Regions from separate parts of the Homo sapiens genome. Here all the other regions are linked to region 2. The links are chromatin contacts, found by Hi-C or POLR2A ChIA-PET in ENCODE. All regions are on one chromosome and are shown on one strand. Each heading gives the region's core, a stretch centred on a gene start or an enhancer-like site at or near the end of the contact. The rest is flanking DNA. Distances are from core to core; before and after follow the strand shown.

The links. A loop is a pair of places that touch in the nucleus more often than their neighbours do. ChIA-PET counts read pairs that join two places held with the same protein, here RNA polymerase II (POLR2A). Pooled maps may share reads with other maps.
Region 1: a loop to region 2 is called in a map of CD4-positive, alpha-beta memory T cell, with 16 times the contacts of the local background. The contact joins the enhancer-like site here to the promoter of BUB3 in region 2. A Hi-C loop is called at or near these places in 1 of 168 maps with a recorded cell type or tissue (CD4-positive, alpha-beta memory T cell) and 5 of 50 pooled maps. POLR2A ChIA-PET finds 5 or more read pairs at or near these places in 3 of 52 experiments (T-cell, activated CD4-positive, alpha-beta T cell and naive thymus-derived CD4-positive, alpha-beta T cell).
Region 3: a loop to region 2 is called in a map of CD4-positive, alpha-beta T cell, with 5 times the contacts of the local background. The contact joins the enhancer-like site here to the promoter of BUB3 in region 2. A Hi-C loop is called at or near these places in 6 of 168 maps with a recorded cell type or tissue (B cell, CD4-positive, alpha-beta T cell, CD4-positive, alpha-beta memory T cell and 2 more), 4 of 37 single-sample maps with no recorded cell type and 15 of 50 pooled maps.
Region 4: a loop to region 2 is called in a map of naive thymus-derived CD4-positive, alpha-beta T cell, with 15 times the contacts of the local background. The contact joins the enhancer-like site here to the promoter of BUB3 in region 2. A Hi-C loop is called at or near these places in 1 of 168 maps with a recorded cell type or tissue (naive thymus-derived CD4-positive, alpha-beta T cell), 3 of 37 single-sample maps with no recorded cell type and 12 of 50 pooled maps.

What each region holds. Positions count from the first base shown.
Region 1 is chr10:124,388,072-124,390,950 of GRCh38, reverse strand. No RefSeq gene overlaps it. Among named protein-coding and RNA genes, the nearest start is that of OAT, 29 kb to the left of the region's middle. RefSeq lists a silencer at 1,445-1,734. Within about 2 kb of position 1,535, at least 7 of the 41 ENCODE cell types and tissues checked have a DNase peak (open chromatin) inside an H3K27ac peak, as active enhancers do.
Region 2 is chr10:123,152,985-123,155,740 of GRCh38, reverse strand. BUB3 (BUB3 mitotic checkpoint protein) reads right to left here and starts at 1,339. Exons shown (of 8, transcript NM_004725.4): 1 at 1,256-1,339; 2 at 629-823; 3 at 14-83. The coding sequence starts at 823. RefSeq lists enhancers at 689-758, 1,489-1,648, 1,485-1,654, 1,374-1,668 and a cis regulatory region at 1,569.
Region 3 is chr10:124,910,401-124,913,270 of GRCh38, reverse strand. No RefSeq gene overlaps it. Among named protein-coding and RNA genes, the nearest start is that of ZRANB1, 30 kb to the left of the region's middle. Within about 2 kb of position 1,354, at least 4 of the 41 ENCODE cell types and tissues checked have a DNase peak (open chromatin) inside an H3K27ac peak, as active enhancers do.
Region 4 is chr10:124,223,476-124,226,175 of GRCh38, reverse strand. No RefSeq gene overlaps it. Among named protein-coding and RNA genes, the nearest start is that of CHST15, 130 kb to the right of the region's middle. Within about 2 kb of position 1,420, at least 3 of the 41 ENCODE cell types and tissues checked have a DNase peak (open chromatin) inside an H3K27ac peak, as active enhancers do.

The sequences.
Region 1 (2,879 bases), core at 286-2,785, 1.2 Mb before region 2:
AGTCCATTTAGGAAAAAAAACTTTAAAATATATTTCAGGGCTCACTCCAGTGTTCCATGCATGTATAATGGCTCAGAGGAGGTTTATTAGCTCCCCAGCCTTTATTTTGATTAACTTGCAAATGAGATTTTTTCTCTATACATCAGCCTAGCCCTTCAAATTGTTAATGAGATATCTGAACTAAAATGGCTTTTATAATTTGCATCACAATACTTAAGAGCCCAGCAGATGATTGCTGCAAATAAGCCTTGTGTGGAATAGCCAAGCATGGCTCAAGGCAGGGTTCGGGAGGACCACCGACAGCTCAGGCTTGCACATCCATGGGGATGCAGGGTCTGGGGGCCTTTGATCTTGGTGGCTTTCTCCTAGGCCAGTCTCTGAGACCGGCAGTGAAGGGCAAGTGGGATCCACCAGCCCCTACTCTCTCCTGCCTTCCTTTTTATCACAACATCTCTTTAATTTATGGCCCCTGAGTGCCAAGCCGTGTACCTGTGAACAAATGGAGTAATTACTCCTGGGAGAAATAGAAAAACATGGATGCAGACCATACAGAAAGCTGCCGGCTTTCAGTGGGGTGACCTGGGAGTGATCACCGGGTGAGGGTGTCCTGCCAGTGTTCTAGGAATCCTGGAATCATGGAGGGTCTCCTGCCAGTGTTTTCATGTTACTGGAGGCTCAGAGAGCGGAAGGGACTTGTCCACCGGCTGCGCTCCCTGGGACAGAAACCTGGGGAGGCCTCCTGATGATGACGGGAGGCGGTGGCGTGGGTGGTTGCTGCGAGGCTCAGAGCTTCGGTTTTGCTTTTGCCTCTGACAACCAGGATGACCTCTGGCAACTCAATGCCTCTCTGTCCTTTATCGAATGAGGGGGTTGAATTAGGACAGAACAGTCACGGGTGGTTTCACAACAGGTGTATGTTCTGAGAAATGCGTCCTTTGGCGATTTTCTCGTTATGTGAACATCATGGCGTGTACTTACACAACCTAGATGGCACAGCCTGCTACGACACAATGCTAAGTATTTGCATAGCTAAACACAGAAAAGGCACAGTAAAAATATGGTATAATCTTTTGGGACCTCCGCCATATTAGAAGGGCATGACTGCCTGGTCTCTGGAGGTGGGGGTGAGGACTGACCAGGTGAGCCTGAGCCCCCATCCAGTGGGCACCGGGCTCAGGTGGGCGCGCGACGGGTCTTGGGAACTGACAGAGGAGCCAGGGTCTGAGGCCCCCGGCAGGTTTTATATAGAGATGGCCAGAAAAGCGCCCCCACGTCCTGTGAGGTTCCCATTCCCCCGTCTTGGGTTTTAAGATCCCCTTGAGACTTAGTTTCCCCCAAAGTCAGTTTCCCGAGAAAAGGAGGCCCCATTTCAGCAGAAAGGGGCTTCGAGCTCCAGGGAGAGGACGGGGGTGTGGCGAGTTGTCCCCTCCCCTCCAAGACTCAGCGCCCACGCGCAAGTCAATAACCCCAAGTCCGGGTCCTGGGGCTTTTGGCCGGAACTGCTCGCAGCCATAGGGCCCCACGCGCGTTGGGACGGCAGGGGGCGCTGCCCGCAAAGCGTTGCTTCCCGGCCGTCCTGCGAGCCCGCGAGATGCGCGTGCGCGAGGCCGGGGCTCGGGAGCTGGGGCGGGGCCGTGGGCGGGGCCAGGAGCCGCGCTGGGGACCGTGCCCTCCTCCGCCGAGGCCTGTAGGGCGCTCGCTCTTCGCTGGGCCGAGTCCCCCCGCGCGCTGCAGAGCAATACAGTTCTGTAAAAGTTTATTATTCTGACGTTGGAATATGCTCCTTGGAGACAATTCAGAACTTGCAGAAACCAGAGCCCCGCGGCCCCTCCCTGCGTAGACTGCGGGCGGCTGTCCCGGGCGTGGGCTGCGGCCCCGCGGGCCCATGCGTGTTCTGGGGACTCTGGGGCGCTGGTTCAGTCCCGCGTGTGTGGGAGTCACGTTCACCTCCTCAGTGCCAGGTGCTGTCCGCGCACCCGTCGGAGCGCCTCGGTTCACCGTGCAGAGGTGTGGGCTCCGGGGCAGGGAAGGGTCCACCCCACCTCCCGCGCTGCAGCGAGCTTGACAGGTGGTGATCCTGGACAGGCGCATCCGTTGGGCCGGGGGCAGGGGCGCTCTGACCCTGTGGGCAGGGCCTCCCGGGACTCTGCCCGGAGCTCCTGGCTGGGCTGTGCCCGGAGGGATCTGAGTGGTGGTCCTTGGGCCCTTGCGGGCCTCAGTTTTTGCCACTGTGCAATGGCCTTACTCATACCTGCCCTGGTGATTGGGGGACCGAAGTTGTGCAGGGGGTGGGAGGATGCGGGGCCTGGTCTCTGCCTGGCTGGGGCCCACCTTGATCCGTGTGGCCCTGCTGAGCCCTGTCCACTGGTCACTGAGATAGTGACGGTCCTGGGCTGGGCAGGAGTGGCAGGCCCTGGGTGTGTGGATGCCATAGGAGGAGAAAGAGCTTTTCCTCACCGTCCTAGGTTCCTGCCTGGGACTCATATAACAAGAGAATAACATACACATTTATTTAATATAATTTTTACCGGATGCAGGAGCCTTCATAAGGAAATGAAGACCCAAAGAAATGTGTAAACCTGTGTGTGTGTGTGTGTGTGTGTGTTTTTGAGACAGAGTTTCACTCTTGTTGCCCAGGCTGGAGTGCAATGGCAGGATCTTGGCTCACTGCAGCCTCCACCTCCTGGGTTCAAGCGTTTCTCCTGTCTCAGCCTCCCAGGTAGCTGGGATTACAGGCGCATGCCACCAGGCCCGGCCAATTTTTGTATTTTTAGTAGAGATGGGGTTTCATCATATTGGTCAGGCTGGTCTCGAACTCCTGACCTCAGGTGATCCGCCCACCTCGGCCTCCCAAAGTGCTGGGATTACAGGCGTGAGCC
Region 2 (2,756 bases), core at 90-2,589:
ATGGTCACATTACCTTGATCAGTGTTCAAATCATGCATTTTCAATTGATGATCTAGTCCTCCACTCCAGGCATGCGTTGGATCCTATAAAATAGTTTTGAACCGTTTAAAAACTAGAACTTTTGAAAGGGTTTCAACATTCTTATTTCTACAAGCAAGTGTTCAGTTTATGCTCGGGATATGCACTGGGCTCAACTATTCATGGTAAACAAACCAAAAAACAGCATAAAAAAGCAAGTGGTCACTAAACTCCTGTGTCTGGAAATTAAAGGAGGGCTGCTTTATCCTAGCCAACACGCTAGCTGAGGGTAAACATACATTTCCCCTAAACGGTTCCTTTCAATACGGCAGCCAAAACAGTATTGTTGCAAATATAATGATCGTATTTTCAGAAAGTTTAGAGTTACTCCACAAGCGTGTAACAGAAAAGGGGAGACGGAGTTTCCAATGTCTGCATGTCTCCAACCCAAAACGGTACAGGTTCAAGGCAGATGCTCCTGAAAAGCTAAAGAACTGTCCAAATAACCCCACCGACAGACGCCTCTACCCAACACTGGAAAAGAAACGCTCCTCACGTGGAGAATCGTTAACACAGTAAGAGGGCAGGAGCAGGGCGGGAGGGCACCTACGTAGAAGGCGCAGTCCAGGACGGCGCCGGTGTGCTGGTACTTGAGCCGCATGGAGTTGGCCGGCACATCGTAGAGACGCACGGACGTGTCCCAGGAGGAGACAAGCAGGAACTGGGAGGTGTTGGGGCTGAACTTCACGGAGGAGATGCCATCCTCGGGTGGCTGGTTCAGCTTGAACTCGTTAGAACCGGTCATCTGCAGAACAGGCGCCCAGAGTCCCCAGGGGTCCCGCGGGCTGGGGCTGCGCACTGACAGCCTGGCACTGGGGGTCCCCCCAGAGGGAGGGGCCGAGAGGACGACCGCGAGGAGACTCTGCGCTTGCGCCTGCGCCGAGCACTCGCCCGCCAAGGTCCGGACTCGCCCCATCATCCGGCCCCCGCCGCGCCCAAACCGGCCCAGCCCGCACCGCCGTCCCCCTAAACCCAGCCCGGCCCACAGCGATGCCCGGACCCCAGACTGTTCCCTTTCCCCTCTCCCGGGGTCCCGTCGCCCCGGGCACTCCTAAAAATAAAGGGAAAACAACAGAAACGAAACGGGATCCCCTGCGAATCGAACGGCCCTGCCAGTTGCGGACCCGGGAAGTCCCTGGAGAGCCCGCTCCCGCACACCGTCGCCTCGCCTCCCTACCTTGGGCTCCCCTCAGAAGCAACGTTTCCACTACTCGCCACTCGCTGCGGCCGCCGCCGCCTCCTTGCTTCCCTCAGAACACTCGCAGGCTAGGCGAAGGAGGCGGAGAGGAAGCTCCAGTGTAGACCTGCCATTGGCTGATTTCAAACGCCAACGTCTCAGTCTAGGGGGCCGATTGGTCCGCTCAGCTGCCCAGCATCGGTCAACCCAGTCATCCTGTTCCGGCTCAAAGGGAAACCGCTGCTTTTCCGATCACGTGGGCTCATTTTACCACCGCGCTGGGGCATCAGCGTTCGAGCTGGACGCGTGGAAACTACACCTCCCAAGGAGCATCGCGCCAAGGCTCTGTTCATGCCCTCTCCCGCCTGCGTATGGCATTCTGGGAAATGTAGTTTTCTAGGGGCTGACGCTCTGCCCGCCCTCTTCATAGAAAGCGGGAAAGATCTTTACAGCTCTGTCCATGGCGCCCTCCCCTTGAAGTTAGTCTCTGAAACACAAGAATCCCATTTTGGGCAATACTTATATAGTCCTAAAGTTGTCTCCCTATCCCTGGGCGTGCACACGCCCGTGAAGCTAACCAAAAGTTGATGTAGAGGAGGAAATATTTGCTCTATCAACTGCATTATTTTGCCTTGATTTTTTTTTTCTCATTTCTTGGGAATTTCCACCTATAAACCAGGGTCTCCCATTTCCCATTGTCTCAAGTTCTGCTGAAGAAACCCATTCATATTTATATTATGCTTTATCTCTCCACCCCATCTTTCCACAAACATTTATTGAGCCTCCACTGGCGCCAGGCCTGGTGAGAGGCTCTGGAAAGATGCATGTAATCAGACCAGCCTTTGCCCTTCAGGAACCCCCCTTCAGAAGGGTGAACAGCCTGGGAGACAGTACTCTGCAATGTGTTAAAGCTCCCACCACTTCTTTTAGAGCTCTTTTTTGAAGGGTCCTGAAACGACAGCTACAAGCCTCTCCCCTTCCACTCTGTCCTGCCACTCCCCAAAGTTGCAGGCTCAGTGTGCTCCATTTGCTGTTTTCTAGAATCCTCTAGAAATGAGGATCAAGAAGGTTGCTTGAGTATGAGAAATTATTTTATCTCCATGAAAGAAAAGCAATACTTAATCAGTAGAATGAAGTGACTGAGTTATTCTTGAATGTCAAAGGCTCACTGAAAAATTTCAATTTAATCCATGCTTTAACCGCTTTTTCACTGCCTTTTGTAAAAGAAAAATATATATCGTTTTATTTGATTTTGTGTGAAGTGAGAGAAAATTGTGGGGTTAAAGTGATTAACTTTTAAGGGACATTAATGAGAAAGTGTTGATGATCTTTATGCATTCACACACCCTGAATTGGATGCACCTCTTTCTGTGATTCCTGACACAAGAAACACACATACAACAACAACCTTTCTGCCTACTGCATTGATGACATTACTGCTGAAAGACTCTTGCCCTCCTTCCTTGCCAGTCCTGGTACTTGGTTCTCTATCTCTTCTCTT
Region 3 (2,870 bases), core at 105-2,604, 1.8 Mb before region 2:
AAGTATCCACTGTCTTTTTGGGGTTTTTAATTTCCTTTTCTTAGAAACCTTATATTAGGCTGGGTGCAGTGGCTCATGCCTCTAATCCTAGTACTTTGGGAGGCCAAGGCAGGAGAATTGCTTGAGCCTGCGAGGTCCAGGCTGCAGTGAGCCATGATGGCACTACTGCACTACACCCTGGACAACAGAGCAGGACCCTATCTCAAAAAAAAAAAAAACCTTTGTAGTAAAGGGTAGAGACAGTATAGTTTTGTTGATAGTTTGTTCTGGCTTTCATTTCAGTTTTTCCCAAACTAACTGTAGAGTTCATAAATCCATATTGCATTTTTGTGAAAGTTTTGCATGCAAAATTGTGGATCTGTAGTTCCATTAACAGTAGAAAGCCATAAAGAGGTTTTGAGCAGGAAGGTGCCAGTATTGGAGCTGCCCACCTTTACCTGGAATGTCTGTGAGACAAATGAGGGCAGAAGTAGAAACAGGGGCAGAGAAGAGACAAGGACCTAAAACCAAAGTAGCTGTGGGAATGGAAAGGAGGGCCAAGAGTGAAATGGGAGACAGTGCAATGTTCAGAATTTGCCAGTGACTAACTCTGAGGCAGAAGAAAGAATCAAAAGTCAGAGAGTGGGCCAGGAGCAGTGGCTCATGCCTGTAATTCTAGCACTTGGGAAGGCCAAGGTGGAAGATCGCTTGAGGCCAGGAATTCAAGACCAAACTGGGCAACATAATGAGACCCCATTGCTACAAAAAATAATTTTTAACCTGCCAGGCTCAGTGGCTCACACCTGTTGTCCTGGCTACTCAGGAGACTGAGGAGGGAGAATTGCTTGAGCCCAGGAGTTCAAGGCTGCAGTGAGCTATAATCATGCCACTGCACTCCAGCTTGGGCAAGAGAGCAAGATCCTGTCACCAAAAAAAAAAAAAAAAAAAAAGTCCGTGAACTCTGAGTGACGGCAGTATGTGCAACAGTGGGACACGCAAGAGAGGAACTGGGTCAGAGGAGATGTGGACCCTTGAATCAGGAGATCCTGGACTCAGGAGGAAGGGAATGGCTGGTGGGGGAAATGCTGGTCTGAAATGTGTAGGGCAATCCTGGAGATCAACATCAGGGAGCTCTCTATGTAGAATTTAGTATGGAAGCCACAGGAGTGGGGAAGAAAGAACTACCGAAGGAAAAAAAAAGAGGAGTGGTCAGAAAGGTAGGAGATGAAGCTGGTAGTACGGTGTTCTGGAAGCCGAGGGTACAGTGAGCCTGAAGCACATGGTAATAAAAATTGTCAGATGCTACAGATTTCGAGCATTAGAACGGAGGAAAGGCCACTGGATCTGACAAACAAGAGACTCAGTGACCTTCTAGAGAACAGTTCTCAGTAGGATGGTAGGGAGAGAAGCCAAGTTTCAAAAGCTGAAGCCATGTGATTATAAACCACAAGTCCAAGACGTCTGGCAGTGAAAGGAAAGCAGGAGATATAAGACTAGATTAGGGCAGTAACAAAAATAAGGGAAAGGTTTTGTTTTCTTTTAGGTATTTATTTTAAAGAATGGGCATCTCTGAGCACTTTTATAAATGGAGGAGAGATGTAGAGGGGGTAAAAGGACTGAAATCCAGAAGGGAGGTAAAATTCAGAGCACAGTGATTTGTGTTGGCAAGCAAGAAAGCCCTATCTTCCTCAGAAACGAGGAGAGGAAGCTGTGAAAAACAGCTCTAGGGAGGTTTTGGTGGGTGAGACAGAGGTGATGGAGTGGAGTTCAAACCCTTTCTCCTCCTTGGTGAATCAAGCACAGAGTCTCCTGCTGAGGGTTGCTCTGGAAACTGGAGGAGATTCGGGACAATAGTTAGAGGGAAGCAAATCAAGAAGAATGAAAAAAGAAGAGCGACAAGAAACTGCTTTCTCCAAAAAGTCTTGGCAGTCCATAATCAGGCCTAGGACGGAAAGATCAGGCTGAGGCTGTGGAGCCCCCCGCAGAGGTGGACATATGCAGCTAAGGGAAATCGAAGGCGCTCTGCTAAAGGAAATGGTAACGGATCCAGCTTACTCAGGGTCTTTGAGGGATCTGTGCTTTTAAGTAGAAAGTGTTATAAAATGGGTGTTCCCCTCAAAAGAAATGTTAGAAATGTTCAGTTGTTACAAGAACATGTTCTCAGACGCGTTGCAGAAAATGTCATTTGTATAAACTGCAACGTATCTTCCATTCTCTGTGTATGATCAACATGATTCCCAAGTGGAAAAAACATCTTAACAGTAGAAAATGCAATGTAACAGGCTAGGTGCGGTGGCTCACTCCTGTAATCCCAGCATTTTGGGAGGCCCGGGTAGGTGGATCACCTGAGGTTAGGAGTTCGAGACCAGCCTGGTCTACATGGCAAAACCCCATGTCTACTAAAAATACAAAAAATTAGCCAGTCGTGGTGGTGGGTGCCTGTAATCCCAGCTACTCGGGTGACCGAGGCAAGAGAATTGCTTGAACCCGGGAGGCAGACGTTGCAGTGAGCCAAGATCACGCCATTGCACTCCAGCCTGGGCGACAGAGCAAGACTCTGTCTCAAAAAAAAAAAAAAAGGAAGAAAGAAAGGGAGGGAGGGAGGGAGGAAGGAAGGAAGGAAAGAAAGGAAATAAACGTATTTAATAATGTTGCCTAATCTGTATGCATGCAGTACAGGACACAGTTTTGTGGAACATAGTACCATCCTGTGACCTTCCTCTATGTCCACCACAAATCTGCCTGAAAAAAAAAATCTCTCCTGAGAGGACCAGATATGCTTGTGAAGCATCAGAGAAAATACAGCTTGTTTGACATTTCAAAATCCTGGTCTGTGCTAGGACTGGTCTCATCTTGATGGGTATAAATTTGTGCTTATAGGAACACAGTCA
Region 4 (2,700 bases), core at 171-2,670, 1.1 Mb before region 2:
TTCCACACATTATTCCACATGTTATTCCGTACAATATTCCACACGGTATCCCACAAAATATTCCACATGGTATTTCACACGGTATTCCACACAATATTCCACATGGCATTCCACACGGTATTGTACACAATATTCCACACGGTATTCCGAGGCAGAGCAAGGACTGCAAAGCAGTCCACCGCGTGCCCTGAGCTCTGTGTGCTCTGCCTTGCACCCATCTTGAAGGCCTGTGATCCTAGCTGCAGGAGACCCTTGGCCCCAGCTACCAACAGGCAGCAAAGAGACATTTGGGGTCAGACAGAGCTCCTTGTGTTCTTCCAAATATAAAATACAGTCCTGCACCTACTTGGCTGCCTTGAGGGACTGGCCAGCAGTGGCAATCACTGTTCACAAAACTGGATGAAAATCATGGTTAGTCTGCTAAAACGGCTGGCTCCGGGGTCACATGGGAATTTGGGGTTCTTCACAGTGAAATGTATCATTCTGAGGACATCACACTGGCCCACTGAGAGGCAGGAGGTGATGAAGCCATCACTGTTTGTCTGGGCTTCTTTCTGCCATGAACACAGCTCTGTTGCTGGCAGCCTTGGCCCTGGAAATATTCTTAATTCCACAGCTTACTACCATGAACACTGCCAGGATCCTGAAATAATATGGACCTCACCGCCACCTCTGCTGGGACCACTTGCCATTCGCAGCTGTTGATCTTGCTGGGATCGGTGGCCCCAGGCACAGTGCTTCTGCATGCACGTCCCATAGACTCCCAAATCTGAGCTTTGGGTGGTCTACCATGCCAGCCATCCCTTGAAATGACCTTGGAGAATGCTGTCTCAGGGCCTCTGAGCAGGACATTTGTATGCCTGAGGAAACTGATGATCTCATTCCTTTGGGGCTATAAAAAGGCCTTCGTGCAAGGCCAGTAAAACTCAGGAATCAATATTCTATGAGGGCCTGAGTGTTAGAAAGTGAGGCGCTGTTTGTTTCAGGTTTGCCTCCAAAATTAGATAAATTAACGTAATGAATTCTCTCAACTCATTTACATACACTGCTGATTTGATTTTAGGGAGAAACGCTGGAAAAGGCAGCCCTGTGAATGTACAAAACAGGATTTGACCTATTTTTCAAGTTGTTTGTGTCTGCAAAGTTTGCGATCTCTTTAACTGAAGCTGCTGGTGCCACGCTTTTTAGAACAAACCAAATAGCTTCAGCCTGCACATAAATGAGCCGGTGCCCTGAGAAAGGATATGGGTGTCTTGTGAATTTTGGGGACATTCTGTGGTTCTGGCAGCATCTGACTCAGCAAGTGATCCCAGGAAGGTGGCTCAACCCTTAGAAATTCTATCCTGGTTCACTTCCAAATAGGCATCGTACGTGGGAGGCTGGAGCCCAGGGGCTGGCCCGTAGCCCGCAGGGCGCAGAGGAGGCTGGTGCCCAGACTGGGAATGGCACTGGAGATATGCTTCCCGGGCCTCCCAGCTCACTCACTCAGCTTCTGCCTTCTGTGGAGCAGACTCCAGGGTCTGGGGGATGCAGGCAGAGAGAGGTGATCCCATTCCCCACCCATCTTCATGCTGCGTTAAACCCATAGCCTGATCACGGCCACCTGATGCTGGTGCATGAAGCACTTCGCTACTTCGACAGCATCCCAGACACAGGCTGGGGCTGAGGTGGCCACCGCAGCGTGGAAAGAGCCAGGGCTGTGGCGTGGGCCCTGGACCCACTCCACCCCAGCCCTGTTGGTATTCAGCTCCACTCACTTTCACTGACCAGCCCTGGGGGTCCCGGCTCCATGCTGAACTCGAAGCCAAATCTCAGTCTTGGAGGAGCTGGTTAAGTTCCCCTCACATTGACCAAGGGCCAGGCTGCATCCTTGGGAAACAAGGTTTACCCATGAAAATCACTCTTTTCACTTGATATATGGAGATGGGGCTCTAGAAGCTGTGTGTTTGTGTGTGCATGTGTATGTTGGTGGGGAATTTAAAGTAAGGGTTGGAAAACAGCAGCAAATGAGGAGGTGGAAGAGATGGGAAACACTCAGAATTCCTCTACTGCCAGAAAGGAGGGGGTGAGACTGAAAACCTCCAGCGTCAGGGCCTTTGACCGCAGCCCCTTCCATCTCCTGGTGGGTCCTTGAGCATCCCTGCCCACTTTAGTTAAACAGACTTCTCAGTGCTTCATGGCCTGGCTTACATGTTCCCATCTCCAGGCCCTGGCTCTCGGAAGTGCACAGGAAGGCCTGGGCATGCCCTTGTCATCACCAGTGTTTGGGTTCCTCCCGCTGACCCAGGAGCCTACCTCTGCACAACCTGCTGGGAATGCGTATGACCCTGCCTGCCGATGCTTCTGTGTACAGGGGGGCTGCCTCTTACCTGCTCTTGTCCCATTCCAGGCAGGAGATTTAGCCAAACCCCTTGTACTTCTCAAGAGTGTTCTCGGCTGGCATTGAACAGTGGGAATGTGCAGAAATGTGTCATCAGTTTTCCTCACTTCAAAACCTCCCAGGTCAGGTGTCAAATGTCACTGATGCAGGAAAGTCAGCCAGGCAGTTCTGCCCCAAATCTGGGCATCTATAAAGAGGCCTGGGTAAGGGGGTGCAGGGTTATGCTGTGCCCTGTCATCACTGCCCTTGCGTGGTACCTCCCCTTACTGTCCAGGCTCTTCAGCTGTGCAAGGATGCCCAAGTGGCCGGGAGAGTGTCCG